Linked DNA regions of Homo sapiens: region 2 is linked to region 1. Evidence: chromatin loops called from intact Hi-C (ENCODE). Cell type or tissue: PC-3. All regions are shown on one strand.

Region 1 (8,000 bases):
TCTATATTATGAATTCGATTTGTGGACCCTTTTTAAAGAATTTTTCCATATATGTTGATGAGGAATATTGGTCTGTGAGGGTTTGGTATCATGGTTATGATGGCCTCCAAAAACAGGTTGGGAGGTGTTTCTTCTTCCTGTATACTTTGAAGAGTTTTTATAAGATGGGTTTTCTATCTTTCTTAAATATTTGTTAGAATTAACTGGTGAACATATGGTCTTGGTCTTTTATTTATGAGAAAGTTTTTGAAAAAATTCACTTCGCTAGATATAGGATTATTTATATTTTCACTTTCACTCTGTGTCGTTCTTTTTATCGGTCTGACAGATGAAAATAACCTGTTTTAAATAACAGTGAGGTTAAATAGTAGTAGTTTATGGCTGTTTGCATTTTTTTCCTCCTATTTTCCGGCCAGTTTTCTATTAGATCATGTATCTTTTTCTTGTTGAACTCTTTATATAATACTATGAACTTTCTGATATCTGTCTATATACCAACCTATAATCAATATTTTCCCTATTTTTCTTTTATTCTGTTTATATGTATTTGCTATGCAGAAGATTTTAAATTTTATGTAGTCTTATCTGTTAATTTTTTCTATATGGTTTTTGGCCCTAACATCATACAATTGTATTGAATCACAGCCATACTCACTTGTTTATATGTTGTCTATAGCTGCTTTCTTCCTGTAATGGCAGAGTTGAGTTGTGACGGAGACTGCATGTAGCTCTGTGATCACTTTTCACTGCTGCTTGGCACCCCAAAAATCATAGTTACCACATTTAATTATTTTAAACTTAGAAATTGTCAGTGTTTTTAGTGGCATGTGTATTAACTTACAGTGACTTTTTTTTATTTTTTATCAGTGTAAATCCTTGATGTCAGAAGAGTAGAAAAGTAGACTCTGAATGTCATACTTTAAAAGGCATAGTGGAGTATGGATTATTTTGTTATTAAATTAGATGGCAAAGCATTGTGTTTATTATGTAATGAGACTGTAACTGTGCTAAAAGAATATACGGTATGCTGACATTACCAGACTAATCACTTATCACAATATTTTCAACTCACAGAAATGCTGTGGTGAAAAGTTAGAAAATTTAAAATCAAATGTTTCATTATAGCAGAATTTCTTTACACAAAAAAGAACATTCAGCTGCAAACAAGGTAAATTTGCAAGTGACTCCTTTGTTATCCAAGCCAGGAAAGCCATTTATTGATGGTGAGTTAATTAAATCATGCTTGATTGCAGCAGCTGAAGAAATGTGTTCAGAGAAAACAAAATTGTTTAAGACTCTTCTAAGCCTTGAGCACTTTGGGAGGCTGAGATGAGAGGATTGCCTGAGTCCAGGAGTTCGAGACCAGCCTGGGCAAACTAGACAGAACCCATTTCTACAAAAAATAAAACAATTTAAAAAAAGCCAGGCATGGTGGCATGCCTGTAGTCCCAGCTACTCTAGAGGCTGAGGCAGGAGGATTCCTTGAGCCCAGGAGGTCCAGGCTGCAGTGAGCTGTGATCATGCCACTGCCCTCCACCCTGGGCTACAGAACGAGACCCTGTCTGAGGGCTAAGATTTATTTTTTTCTGAACAGGATAAATTGACTTTAGCTACTATTGAAGACTGAGTGGCTTTGGAAATTAGCTTTAGCTGCAGAGTTGATAATGAATTCAACATAAAACTATAAGGCAAAACAGTGCTTATATGTGAAACTTAATATTGAAGTAAAGTCACTTAGATGCCACCTAACATTGTTTTAATCACTAGTAATATTAAGATGCTTTATACACTTCTTATGCTGTCAAAAGTGAAAATAAGAAATGAGATCTCTGTTTGCATACCAGTTGTAGCAGATACATTTTCTTAGCTCAACTAAGTACTGTTGACCTTCCATATCCATGAGTTCTGCATCTGTTTTTAACCAGCTTTGAATCAAACATATCTGGGAGAAACAAATGGCATCTGTACTGAACATTCACAGACACTTTTTGATCATTATTCTCTAAACAATACAGTATAACAACTATTTACATAGCATTTACATTGTATTAGGTATTATGAGTAATCTAGAGATTATTTAAAATATACAAGAGGATATGCATAGATTAGAAGCAAATACTATGACATTTTATATTAGGGACTGGAATATCCACAGTTTTTGGAATCTGAGGGAGGTCCTGGAACTAATCTCCCATGGATACCAGGGGACAGCTGTACCAGCAGTGCTTTTGGACCACAATGCAAGTAGAAAGGAAATTTCTATAATTCAAAATCTATTTAACTGTGCAGTTGAAGAGCTTCCACTTAACTTTAATTGCAAGTGAAGAATCTGAAATGTAGCAACATACCAAAAGGAGGATATCAACAGAAGAATATAATAAAAATTTTTAAATGCCATCCAAGTAATGAATATGCTTAAATAAAATCATATGCTCCTGGATAACAGTATTTTTTCCATACACAAATAGGTGTGTGAAAAGACATTTTCAGAGATGAAATATGTAAAATCTCATTAGAGATTAGCATTAGCAGAGTAACATTTGCGATTCTTTTTTTGTGGGGTGGGGGGAGGGTGTAAACATATGTTTTTATTTCTCTTGAATAAATGCCCAGGAGTGCAGTTACTAAGTCATGTAGTAGTTGCATGTTTAGTTTTTTTTTTTAAACAATAAACATTATTTTTCGATAATTTTTAGATTCACAGCCAAAATGAAGGGAAATAGATATATAGTCCATATACTCCCTGCCCCCAAATGTGCACAGCTTCTTCCATTATCTATTACCACTCCCACACCAGAGGGGTAATTTGTTATAAATGATGAACCTGCATTGACTCATCATCATCGTCCAGAGTCCATAGTTTATATTGCTGACTCTTGATGTTGTACATTCTGTGGGTTTGGAAAAATGAATAATGGCATGTATCTGCCATTACAGCATCCTACAGAGTATTTTCACTGCTCTAAAAATCCTCTATGCTCCACCTATTCATTCTTCCTTCTCCCCTAATCCTTGGCAACCACTGATCTTTTTATTATTTTGATAATATTTGCAGTTGATTTTGATGATAAGGAATACTAACTTTGAGTCCCAATTAAGCAAATTGTCCTCCCTCTACCAAAAGAATATCATTCTTCACATTAGGAGGCTTATATACAAATAATTATACTTTGTTATTAATATTATGTTTTGAATTTTGTCAATGAAAAATGTGTGTGAAATTGTTTTCTCTCATTAAGTACCCTCTATGATACCCTCAATATTGCCTTTTGGCCCACAACTAAAATATATACTATATGGGTCTTTATGGAAAAAGTTTGCTAACCCCTGATTCATATCAATGTTTAACTATTCTAACCATTTAGATCAGAGAATGAATGTTTTTGTGCCTCAATAAATGTCAGTTTCAAAAACCAACAGCAGTAAAGGAAATTTTGTTTGGGGCTCAGGATATTTTGCTCCGGAAGTTAAGCTTACTTAAAGTTTACTCTTGTTCTGAAATTGTGTTAAGTTGTCTGGGAGAGGGTTGAGCACAATACATGACTGTTGATTCCTCTCTGTGTACTTGTTAGGTATCCCTGGTACCCTGAGATGATGGCCCCACTCAAAGCCAGACTTCCGAGAGCCTGGACTGGGGAGAAAGATGCCCCTGGCTCTGTGCACTGATGCCTCCCTCCCCGCCCCACTCCATTCATACCCACACCCTCTCCCTCTAGTCTGCACCTCTTCCTCCTGTGCATGGGAATATCTAGTCCCTCAGTTCCCAAATTTCTGCAGATGAAGCACCCATTCTTGTCATTCCCACTTATGATCCATTTTGATCTAGAAGGTAGTGTTGTCTCCTAGGAGGGCAACAAGCAAGTCTGAGCTGCCTGCCCCAGAGTTTTTGCTGTTTGCTAAGGCATCTCTGGGGTGAACAGAGGGCAGGTCAATGTTACCTGCTGACCTTGAAACCCTTGGTGTGTGTGCAGCACAGCCTGGAAGTTGTCAGTCAAGATTATTCTCAAGCCTCATAGACTCAGGTTCCTAGTACAGACATCTGCATCCAGACCAGTTATCTGCTCACAAAACAAAGTTGAAGAGAACAAGAATGAACATCATGCAGTTTTGATTTTTGCCTCTTCATTCTCCCTTTCCCCCATTTTCATCCACAAATGCTTACTGTCTTCACCATTTTGTGCAATATTAATTTCTCTGGGTTATTTATAGGGAGTGGGTGGGCACAGTGCTTATGACTTAGAATGGAAGACGGTATTCCCCGAAGAGCTCTCAACAGCTCACAGTCTGAGGGAGACCCTGTGGGTACTTGGTCTGTTGATCCTGTTGAAAAGTGAGCATAGCATGTGGGAAAGTGACTCATGGATGTGACTTCACCATTGCCCTCCTTTTAAACTTCTTACAGTGAAAGCATAACCCAGTTCTGACAAAGGTTTTCAGCCAGGGCTGGGCCTGCCTTTGACTCAGCGATGTGTCACATTCTCTCTGCCGGAAACTCTCATTCTTAACACCAGTCATCATGGTCCTGGCAACACACTTTTTGGAGAGGTGTTGGTATTTGGTGGATTTATTTTCTTTTCCAGCTGCCCACAAAAAAACAAACTCAGAAATATCTATTTGTTTTTCCTTTGAAAAGTTTGTTGGAATAGTGTGTCATTTCTCCATCTGGAGCCGTTGTTGCTTTGCCAAGGATAGTTTGCTTAGGGCCATGGCAAGGTGACGGTGGCCCTAAGTGAAGGGTAAAATAACTGGGGCGGCATGCCCGTCTGGGATGGCGAAACCTCTGAGCTGCTGTCAGGCGGTGGGTGGCTAGCCATGGCTGGTGGCCACAGGCCATCACTTCAACTGTGGCTGGGATTTGCTTAAAGAAGTCCTTTAAGTTTCTTAAGTAATGTCTGCCCAGTCACTCACCTAAGCGGATACCTCTTTACTGTTCGGTGATTTTGTGCCAAGAGAATGCCTAGACTTGCCAGCCCACATTGGAAACTTCCCAGAAGCCCAAGGGCCACACCTAATTTACAAGAACTGGAACCCCTATTCCATTCTTTGCTGCTTACAGCTTATGGGAGAGGCATGTTCTAACGGGCTTCTTTCCTTCTAATTTGTAGATCCTGTGCAGGCAGCTCCTTGAAGGCAGGGCTGTGCCTTTCTTGTATGTTTTCTTAGAGTGTTGAGCTCAGAGGAGACCCCAGTAGAGAAGGCACTGTGGCGTGGGGGAGTAACACCTGTTTAGTAGTCAGGGGAATAGGGTCAAAACTCCACGTTGGCCACGGGCTATGAGATCTTGGCCCAGTCAGTTCATTTCTCTGGGCATTTCCTCATCATCCAATTGCTGGGCTGAGTGATTCTCTAAAGCAGTGGTTCTCACCCTTGCTAGATGTATGAGAAACACCTGTGGACTTTTTATTCTTTAATCATACATGATCTGGCCACAGCCACTCATAGTGGGTTCAGCAAGTCTGGGTGGAGCTTGCAGAGTAAAGATTTTTCCAGAGTTCTTTATGGCCAGGGTTGAGGGCCACTATGTGCAGTCCCTGACTAGATAAGCAATGGGAACAAAGAGTGAGTCGTTCAGGCCACTTCCAAGCTTACTCACGTGGCTTTGGGTAGGTCTTGGTTCCTCATGGCTTTTGGCGGAAGGCCTCATTCATACCTCACTACCTGGGCCTCTCCATAGGACAGCTAGCTTGCCTTCCTCACAGTGAATGAGAATGTGGACAAAGTAGAAGCTACAGTCTTTTTGTAAACGCAATCTCAGAAGTGATGTCCCATCATGTTTGTCATATTTTATTCATTAGAAATGAGTCCCTTGATCTGCCTTATACTCTAGGGGAGAGGATTCTGCAAGAATCTGGACTACCAGGCAGTGGGATCATTGGGTGCCATCTTAGAGGCTGCCTTGCACAGCATCTAGGAGGTGGCTGCAGAATGGATTTTGGAGCAGGAACAGGGGGAAGGGAAGCAGGGAATCAGAAGGGTGTGGTCCACAAGCTAATGGAAGGAGGATAGAATTCAAGTATAGGCTAGGTTATGATGTCGTAACAAGTCATAATCTGAGGGGCTTGAAATAACAAAGATTTATTTCTTCCTCATGCAGATAGTAGTTACAGGCTGTTTTGGGCTTTGTGCCATATCATCACACGTGGGACATGTTCATCACGGGTCGTCTGGGGATTCTTCTTTATGTCATTTTCACTGTGGGACCTAAGCTGACAAAGCAGCTTGAATGTGGAAAAACTCCAACTGTGCTTCCCCCACTATACTCTCACAAAGCAAATCTGACACCGGATGTGTGGGGATTTCTGCCCACCAGCAAGCAAGCAGTCAGTTCTGCAGTGCACACCAACTGAATGTCCTTTAATTGAATTCTGACACTGTCTACCTGGAGACAGCATCGGATCCCACAGGTTCAGGGCTCAGTCCCACGAGACTGCCCCCGTTTCAGATACCAGTTGCAAGTCTGAGCCTCTGGAACTTCTGACCAACCAGTGTCAAGTTGGGGTTCCCATGATCTGCTGTTTGGGTTTGACTAATTTGCTAGAGCGGCTCACAGAACTCATGGAAACACAGGTTTACCAGTTTATTATAAAGGATATTGCAAAGGATACAGACGAAGAGGTGCTTAGGGAGAGGTTTAGGGGAAGGGGCGCAGATCTTCCATGTCCTCCCGGGATGCACCACCCTCCAGGCACCTCCACATGTTCAGCTATCTGAAGCTCTCTGAACCCAGTCCTCTTCGGCCTTTTATGGAGACTTCATTGGATAGGCATGATTGAAGCATGGAGTGGGGAAACCTACCAAGGCCTGTCCAGATTCTCAGCCTCTCTGTGCAGCATTCCTTCCTCCAGGGTCTGGGGCAGCACCCCTGAAACAGGGGCCTTAGGACCTGCAATCAGACAAGGAAGGTCCTCGCATTTGTTCACGGTCAGTTTCAGGACAGAAAGGCAGGGGGATATCTGAGTATGTTTTTAGTTTCTAAGGCCTTCCTTGGGGAGAAAAAAGTGCAGGTGAAAGGAAGGCAGAAGGTCAGTGAGAGAGAGATTTGTTTTTTGAGGACTAAAAGTGCCCCAACATGAGGTGATAAGGACTATGGGAGTTACGAGCCAGAAACCATGGTTGAAAACCGGTATATTAATATATATGTCATAGTATCACGCAAGTACTCTCAGAAACATTGCTGGTTGCCATGGCAGAGGGAAAAAGTTATGGAAAAGCATGTATTAGCTCTTAAAACTTCAGCCTATGTTATTTCCATTCACGTTTCATTGGCCAAATTATGTCTTATGGTCTACCACCACTTCAGAGGGGGCGAGGATATGTACTCCTGTCATGTGTCCCGAGAGTAGAAGTCTGGAGATATTTGATTAGCACCAATGACACCCCTGGGGGGAGTAGTCAGTAGTGTTGCCCTCCACAGAGCCGGGCAACGTGACCACTGAACATGGTGTTTCGGTTGGCATTCACGTGGTCATTGTTAATCTTAATCTTGGCCAGTTCAGTAGTTGTAGAAAAATGATGTATAACCTGATTGCATGGTTTGAGGAGTGAATAGGAGATGAGAAGGTGCAGAGAGCTAGAAGGAAAGAATTGTAGACATTTTTTACCATGAAGGAAGTTTGAATTACCAGCCTTTCCTCATTCTTTTGTATGTAATCACAGAATGATGTCACAGTGTTTTTTTTGTTTTTGTTTTTTTATTTTACCATGTACATATCAACAGATTTTTCTTTGACTATAAAGGACTCTGTGCTTTGATAATAATCCAGAAATGACCAGAGGAAGTTTATCTTGTGTGCACTTTCAATATTGTATTTAAATAGGAAATCACCCCTTTTTACAGTTTTCATCTCGAGCCAAACAAAGTCAAGGTATTATGAGAACTGCAACGCTTTTTGAAGAAACCTATCATACATTTATTTTTCTTAGTTTTTCTTTCTTCTTCCCTTTTTAACTGGTTTTGAAGTTTGGAAATAATTAAATTTTATTCAGTCTCCAAAGTTGCT
Region 2 (8,000 bases), 82 kb after region 1:
ATTGCCATATGAAATGCCGGGAGGGCAGGCTGCCTTCTTAATTCATCCTACCATTTCAGCTCACTCCAGTCTGCCTTGTCTTCAGAATTTTTCAGGGGATGGTGAGAAAGTGTTTTTGTTCACATGTCCCCTAAATTCCAAGGGATATGTGTCAAGCCCTCCAAAGAATTTTCACCTTTTTTGCTCCAGTGGAACAGACTTGGTTTCTGCAAGCACAGCCAGCGTCCCAGGAAGTGAAATAACAGATACTGCCTTTTGTCTTCAGCTTTGGGATGTAGCCCAAATCCCATAACAGGAGTTCAATTCCATAGTCTGCACAATATCTCAGCAAAACATTACCAGCTGCCAATAGTGTGGTGGTCTTATCTGCAAGGATGATACTCTTGGTTTACTAGTAATAGGACAGATATTTCGTTGTCTTTCCAGGAAGGTGGAAGGGGAGATATATTTGCGTAGGTCCATCCTTATTCTTGTTAAGCCCTACTTGGGATTGATGTTAAGCATTTTGACGATATTTGAGGATACCATCTTTAATTTGAGACAAGAGAAGCTACACTTGAATTAATTGAATGATATCAATTAGTTTAAACCTGTCATGTAGCCATCATTCTTTCTGATAACATATGTTCTCTATGCTGATAACATACGTTCTCTATGCTGAACTTGCCTACCTGAATTGTCCAGATTTGACTTATGAACATGATACTTGAGAGTACTTTGAGCACAGAGTTGAATTAATAGAAAATAACATAGAGTGAAGATGAATTCATTCACTGGTATCACAAAATTGCAACTTTCCCTTCTGTGTGTCATCAAAACCTCATTACATTTCCTTCACCTCACTCTGGCCTCTCCTCTTTCCCACATGGTCTACTAATACCTAGCTTCTTTCTCTTATTCCCCATCTCCAATTCTCTTATTTCACTTGCACCCATCAGGCATATCCTTAGCTGGGTGCTCACTTAGCTCACTCTGTTACTCTGAAATATTTGGTTCACACTCATAATGCAGAAGTGAGGTGGAAAAACTGTTTGTCTGTCAAATAGTTCTCAACTGGGGCAGTTTTGCACCCCCACCTAAGAGACACATTTGGCAATGCCGGCAAACATTTTTGGTTATTCAAATTTGGGGGTGCTCTTGGCGTATAGTGGGTGGAGGCCGGGGATGCTGTGTGTGTCCTACAACGTACAAGAGAGCTCCCATGGGCTGGGCGCGGTGGCTCATGCCTGTAATCCCAGCACTTTGGGAGGCCGAGGTAGGCGGATCACGAGGTCAGGAGATCGAGACCATTCTGGCTAACACAGTGAAACCCCGTCTCTACTAAAATATAGAAAAAATTAGCTGGGCGTGGTGGCAGGCGCCTGCAGTCCCAGCTACTCTGGAGGCTGAGGCAGGAGAATGGCGTGAACCCGGGAGGCGGAGCTTGCAGTGAGCCGAGATCGTGCCACTGCACTCCAGCCTGGGTGACAGAGCGAGACTCCGTCTCACTCACAAAAAAACAAAAAAAAAAAAAAAAAAAAAAAAAAAGAGAGGGAGCTCCCATGGCAGGTAATAATTTGGGCCCAAAATGTCATTAGCAACAAAGTTGAGAAGGCCTGCTCCTTAGAGCAGCCTTCTTTCCATTGCCATTCTTTCCTATCAGACAACATCTTAGACCCTGTTTCCTATTTTGTCCAGGTCCTTGGAAAACCCTCCCTCTTAATCTCAAGATTGTTCTGTAGATGAAATCTCTAGCCTTCTGTCACAAATGTCTTCCTTTGATGATGGTGCCAGAGCAAACCCACAGCTTGCCTTTCAGCTGTCCTTGCACATGTGTTGACCTAGTCAACTGGACCCAGGCTCCTAGAGGCTTGATTTACATTTGATAATTTGTATGAGATGATCACATTGGATTTTAGAGGGTGCAAGGATTGAGATGGTTTGGGATGTGATGGGCCTTCATTCTGAAGATTCTCTGGAAACTGAAACAAGAAATGACAAATGGGAAACCGTTTAGCACAGGAGGCATTTTTTTTGCACGTCTCAGAAGTGATCGTATAACAGAAACTGCTTTTCAGCACTGACCATTGCTACTGTGGATGCTCATTTGCAATGTGTCTGAGCTATGGCTGTTGGAAAAGGAGGGAATTCTGAGTGTGTTTATTTGAACGATAGCATCATCACACTTTCAAATAAACATAACACCTTGGGAGGGTATGGGTTTGTTATTTCTAACCCAAACATCTTTACACATGCCCTTTGAAGGATCATTTTGCCAAGTTTGAAAGAAAAAACTATTCAAGCATTAAAAGTCTGACATATTATTTAACTCATTGAAAAAAGAAAAACCTCTTTGGGGCCAAAACACTCTAGGTCAGCTGGACAACAATGTGTATCACGTTTTTAAAGCATTCACTTTTGGACCAAGAAATGGCCCTAGGGAGCAAGTAAAAGACATTGCCCTCACCTGCATATAAAGTCATATAGCAGTCTTCCGTTATGTTTTGGTCATCTTGCCTGGGAGACTTGGAATTTTCACAGTTATTTCTTTTGTGCTTTTTTACTTGAATGAAATGCCTGTTCTTAATTCCCTCGGTGTGTAGGGGGGTTATATTTTATTGCTTATCTTCATGAGACCCCCCAAACCCATAATTTACATGACTGATTTTTTCCCCAATTGTATCATTTTTTAGTTGTAAAATATACATAACACAAAATTTATTATTTAAGCTGTTTTTAAATGTATGTTTTAATGGCATTGAGTATATTCATAATTTTGTTCAGCCATCATCACTATCCATATAATAACTTTTCATCATCTCTAACAGAAACTATACCCATTAAGTAAAAATTCCCCATTCCTTTCTCCCCTAGCCTCTGGTCACCCCTGTTCTACTTTCTGTCTCTATGAATTTGAGTATTTTAGAGACTTACTATTTGTCCTTTTGTGACTAGCTTATTTCACTTACTTTGCTTTCTTTTCTTTTTTCTTTTTTCTTTTTCTTTTTTTTTTTTTTTTTTTTTTTTTTGAGACAGAGTCTCGCTCTGTTGCCCAGGCTGGAGTGCAGTGGCAACCTCCACCTGGGAGGCGGAGGTTGGCTCACTGCAACCTCCACCTCCCAGGTTCAAACGATTCTCTTGCCTCAGCCTCCCAAGTAGCTGGGATTACAGGCGTGCGCCACCATGCCTGGCTAATTTTTAAAAATGTTTTTAGTAGAGGCACGGTTTCACCATGTTGGCCAGGCTGGGCTCAAATTCCTGTCCTCAAGTGATCCATCTGCCTCAGCCTCCCAAAGTGCTGGGATTACAGGCGTGAACCACCACACCTGGTCTCACTTACTGTGTTTTCAAGGTTCATTCATACTGTAGCATGTTTTCTTTTTAAGGCTGAATGCAGTTCCGTTATTTGCATACACTACCTTTTGTTTATGCATTCATCTGTCGATGTATATATTTAGGTTGTTTCTACCTTTTTGCTATTGAAAATAATGTTGCTATGAGCCCTGATGTATAAGTATCTGTTTGAGTTCCTGCTTTGAATTTTTTGGTGCATATACCTAGAAGTGGAATTTCTGGGTCAGGTGATAATTCTCTGTTTAACATTTTGAGGAGCTGCCAAACTGTTTTCCACAGAGGCTGTGCCATTTTATATTCCCACCAGCAGTGTGTGAGGGTTCCATTTTCTCTACATCCTTGACAACACTTATTTTCCCATTCTTTTATTGTGCTTCAGCTTACCCTTTTTTTTTGTATTTTATTTTATTTTTCTTCCCATAGGTTATTGGGGTACAGGTGGTATTTGGTTGCACGAGTAAGTTCTTTATGGTGATTTGTGAGATTTTGGTGCACCCATCACCCGAGCAGCATATTCTGTACCCTATTTGTAGTCTTTCATCCCTTGCCCCACTCCCACCCTTCCCTCTAAGTCTCTAAAGTCCATTGTATTATTCTTATGCCTTTGTGTCCTCATAGCTTAGCTCCCACATATCAGTGAAAACATACGATGTTTGGTTTTCCATTCCTGCGTCACTTCACATAGAATAATAGTCTCCAGTCTCATCTATGTGGCAAATGCCATTAATTCCATCCTTTTTATGGCTGAGTAGTATTCCATTTTGTGTGTGTGTGTGTGTGTGTGTGTGTGTGTGTGTGTGTGTGTGTGTGTGTGTGTATCACAGTTTCTTTATCCACTCGTTGATTGATGGACATTTGGATTGGTTCCACAATTTTGCAGTTGTGACTTGTGCTGCTATAAACATGCGTGTGCAAGTTGGAAAAACCCTTCTAGACATGGGCTTAGGCAAGAATTTTGTGACTAAGAACCCGAAAGCAAATGCAATAAAAACAAAGATAAATAGCTGCAACTTAATTAAACTAAAGAACTTTTGCATGGCAAAAGGAACAGTCAGCAGAGTAAATAGACAACTCACAGAGTGGGAGAAAATCTTCACACTCTATACATCTGACAAAGGACTAATATCCAGAATCTACAAGGAACTCAAAAAAGCAGTAAGAAAAAAACAAACAATCCCATCAAAAAGTTGGCTAAGGACGTGAATGGACAATTCTCAAAAGATGATATACAGATGGCCAACAAACATGAAAAAGTACTCAGCATCACTAATGATCAGGGAAATGCAAATCAAAACTACAGTGCGATACCACCTCACGCCTGCAAGAATGACCATAATTAAAAAATCAAAAAACAGTAGATGTTGGCGTGGATGTGGTGAACAGGGAACACTTGTACACTGCTGGTGGGAATGCAAACTAGTATAGCCACTATAGAAAACAGTGTGGAGATTCCTTAAAGAACTAAAAGTAGAACTACCATTTGATCCAGCAATCCCACTACTGGGTATCAACCCAGAGGAAAAGAAGTCATTATACGAAAAAAGATATTTTCTCGTTTTTTAATAAAGTAAGAGCCATACTAGTGGGTGTGAAGTGGTGTCTCATAGTTTTGATTTGCATTCCCCTAATGATTGATGATGCTGGCCTCTTCGTGAGCTTATTAGCCATTTGTATATCTTCTTTGGAGAAATGTCTGTTCAAGTCCTTTGTCCAATTTTGAATTGGTTTGTCATAGTTGATTTTTCAAGAAAAACCTGGGATTTCCATTTAACAAGCTAAATACTTAACTACAGCATTATCTCTAGCTGATAATTGATTGTGAATCTTTAGGGAGACCTGAGTTTTAATAGTGGTGCTGCTACTTGGACAAGACTCAAATTTTTAAGTCTTAATTTCTTCCTCTCTAAAAGGAGGAGTTCAGGAAGTAGATGTTCAAGATCCTTTGCAGCCCTAAAATTCTATCATTTTGTTGAATATGAAACATATCTACGCAGAGAATGCTAGAGTGTAAATGAGATGAGGCTCTCTTTGTGATGTTTTACTCTGAAAATATTTACTGTGCTTTCCAAGGATGTACAGTATGTTCCCCTTTGTACTTTTTTGGGCTCTGTTTTCCACTTTGAATCAAAGGATGATTTTGTACAACTCCAGTGATACATTGTGTGGTGATGTGTCATCAGCTTGACAAGTTTCATCAGAAAAGTTAAGGCCTGAAAGATTTCGAAAACTTGTAAGTGACTCTGTATTTTCCTTGCTTGGTTTATAAAATCAAAGTTCTTAGAAGAGTTTGGCTAGAAACAGAATGACTCCTTGGTGGCCTGAAGGAAGCACAGCTTGTTTGGAGCAGGATGAAAGGATGGAGTCAGGTTGGGCCAATAAGGCTGCAGAGGACAAGTTTTTAGTTTAGTTTTTTTAAAAGAAAACTGAAATGAGAGCCTGCAAGCCTTAGAATGCGCTGGGGTCCTGCTACAAATGATAACAAATGGATCATTCACATTAAAAATCTGAGCCGCGAAGGATCTAAATTGCCTCACTGTGGGGAAAAAGTCAAAAGCCAACTTTAAACTTAAGGAAAATCATTTTTATAATAAACGAAAAGGTAGTTTCCTAATACATATTTGAATTCATTTATCTCTTGCCAATTCCTGGTAAATTCTAAGTGAATTCTGAATTTATCTAGATTAACAGCATCTTGAATTTTTTCTTCACATGGAATTAAAGAAAAGGCCAGACATGTGAGCATTCTTTAGCAGTCAAAATACAGCCTTGAGTGGCACTTGTGCCAGAGATCCACCCGGCTCCGTGTCCCCAGAGCGGCATCATTGGCACCATTTTCCTTTAGGAAACTGGGGGGTGGAGGAAAAGTTGGGGTTTTATTCCCCCAGCCCCCTCCTGCAGGGTCCCTGAAGGTGGTTTATGTTCCTCTACCTCAGGCCACAGCGCTGTCAGGAGGCACTTCTCTGTGCCAGTTCTTTGCTTTTGCAACCCCAGGGTTCTTGCTGTGGGTTTCCCAGAACTCTGCCTGTACCTTTGTCAAGAATCTCTTTATTAAACTGTATTAAATTTTGCACCACTTGAATGTGCCTTTCTTTCCTGACTGGCCCTTGACTCATACCAAAATTACATTAGCTAGGCCTGTAGGTAGATTTTTTTTAAGTTGATCTGTATGGCATCTTTAAAAAAATGGAATTAGGTTTTTCGAATATGTAACACATAATGCAAAATTTAGAAGGGACAAGAGGACCTGCTGTAGAGTGAAGAGTCAGTTTTCTTCCCATTTTTGTATTCCAAACACTCATTTCTCCTTCCCAGTGAGTAATACTCTTTCCCATTTCTGTCTTCTCCCAGAATCTGAATGTACTGGCATATGTGTATATATATCCTTGAAACTGCTAGAATATTTTATTTATTGTATTGTACCATGCGTTGTTCAGTTAGCAGTCCTTATCAGCACAAATAAATCTGCCTTGTTCTTTATAAAGGCTGCATATTCCATCCTGGCATATAATATAACTTATTGAACTGGACTGAATTGTTGGGCAGTTGACCTTTCTACTTTTGCTGTTATCATCCAAGCGACAGTGAATAATGAAAGTCTTAGTATACATTTGTGAATATCTAGGATAAATTCTTAGAAACAAAATTGCTGCATCAAAGGTTATGTGTTTATTTAATTTGAATAAATATTTGCCAAATTATCTACCATAAAAGTTGAACTAGGCCGGGCGCGGTGGTTCACACTTATAATCCTAGCACTTTGGGAGAGCGAGGTGGGAGGATAGCTTGACGTCAAGAGTTCGAAACTAGCCTGACCAACACAGTGAAACCCCATCTCTACTAAAAATACAAAAATTACCTGTGCTTGGTGGTGGGTGCCTGTAAGTCCAGCGACTTGGGAGGCTGAGTCAGGAGAATCACTTGAACCTGGGAGGTGGAGGACGCAGTGAGCCGAGATCATGCCATTGCATTCCAGCCTGGGCTACAGAGTGAGACTCCATCTCAAAACAAAACAAAACAAAAAGTTGAACTAATTAGTTTTCCCAGCAATATATGAACTTGTCTGTATCACCATACCCTTTCTAATACAGATTATTATCATTATTATTATTATTTTGAGACAGAATCTCACTCAAGATTGGAACTACAGGCGCGCGCCACCATGCCTGGCTAATTTTTGTATTTTTAGAAGAGATACGGTTTCACCATATTGGCCAGGCTACTCTCGAACTCCCGACCGACCTCATGATCTGCCTGCCTTGGCCTCCCAAAGTGCTAGGATTACAGGCGTGAGCCACCACGCCCAGTCTCTAATACAGATTATTAAACACTTTGAACTCTGCTTCTCTGATAGATTGGAGTTTAAGTTGCATTTTGCTTGTGCATGAGATTAAGTTTCTTTTCATGTGCCTAAAACAGAGTTTCTCCACCTCAGTGTTATTCACATTTGGGTGGATAATTCTTTGTTTTGAGGGTTTGTCCTGTGCATTGTAGGATGTTTGTAGCATCTTTGGTCTTTACCTATTAGATTCAAGTAGCAACCCCCCATCTCACCACCACCAAGAAGTCTCTGGGGACAAAACCACCCCTGATTGAGAAGCATTGGTCTAAAAACTTTTCTCCTTTGCCTGTTTTCCTTTCCCACTGCACTTCTGGTGTTTCAACTTTGC

The links. Hi-C counts contacts between places; a loop is a spot of excess contacts. Peaks named below come from ENCODE experiments on the same cell type or tissue, not always from the same donor. Only the 100,000 strongest peaks of a DNase experiment are listed, where the experiment ranks them.
Region 2: a loop joins it to region 1, with 2.2 times the contacts of the local background. A loop is called at or near these places in 3 of 110 quality-filtered maps.

Annotation. Positions count from the first base shown.
Region 1 is chr2:33,065,607-33,073,606 of GRCh38, forward strand. The region is part of intron 3 of LTBP1 (latent transforming growth factor beta binding protein 1); the gene reads left to right. Among named protein-coding and RNA genes, the nearest start is that of LTBP1, 120 kb to the left of the region's middle. RefSeq lists an enhancer at 4,034-5,233 and a silencer at 4,176-4,470. In PC-3, no CTCF peak of the experiment used is centred here; DNase peaks (open chromatin) are centred at 2,855, 4,515 and 7,535; H3K4me3 peaks cover 760 bases; H3K27ac peaks cover 5,619 bases.
Region 2 is chr2:33,147,729-33,155,728 of GRCh38, forward strand. The region is part of intron 5 of LTBP1 (latent transforming growth factor beta binding protein 1); the gene reads left to right. Among named protein-coding and RNA genes, the nearest start is that of LTBP1, 200 kb to the left of the region's middle. In PC-3, no CTCF peak of the experiment used is centred here; no DNase peak of the experiment used is centred here; H3K27ac peaks cover 2,097 bases.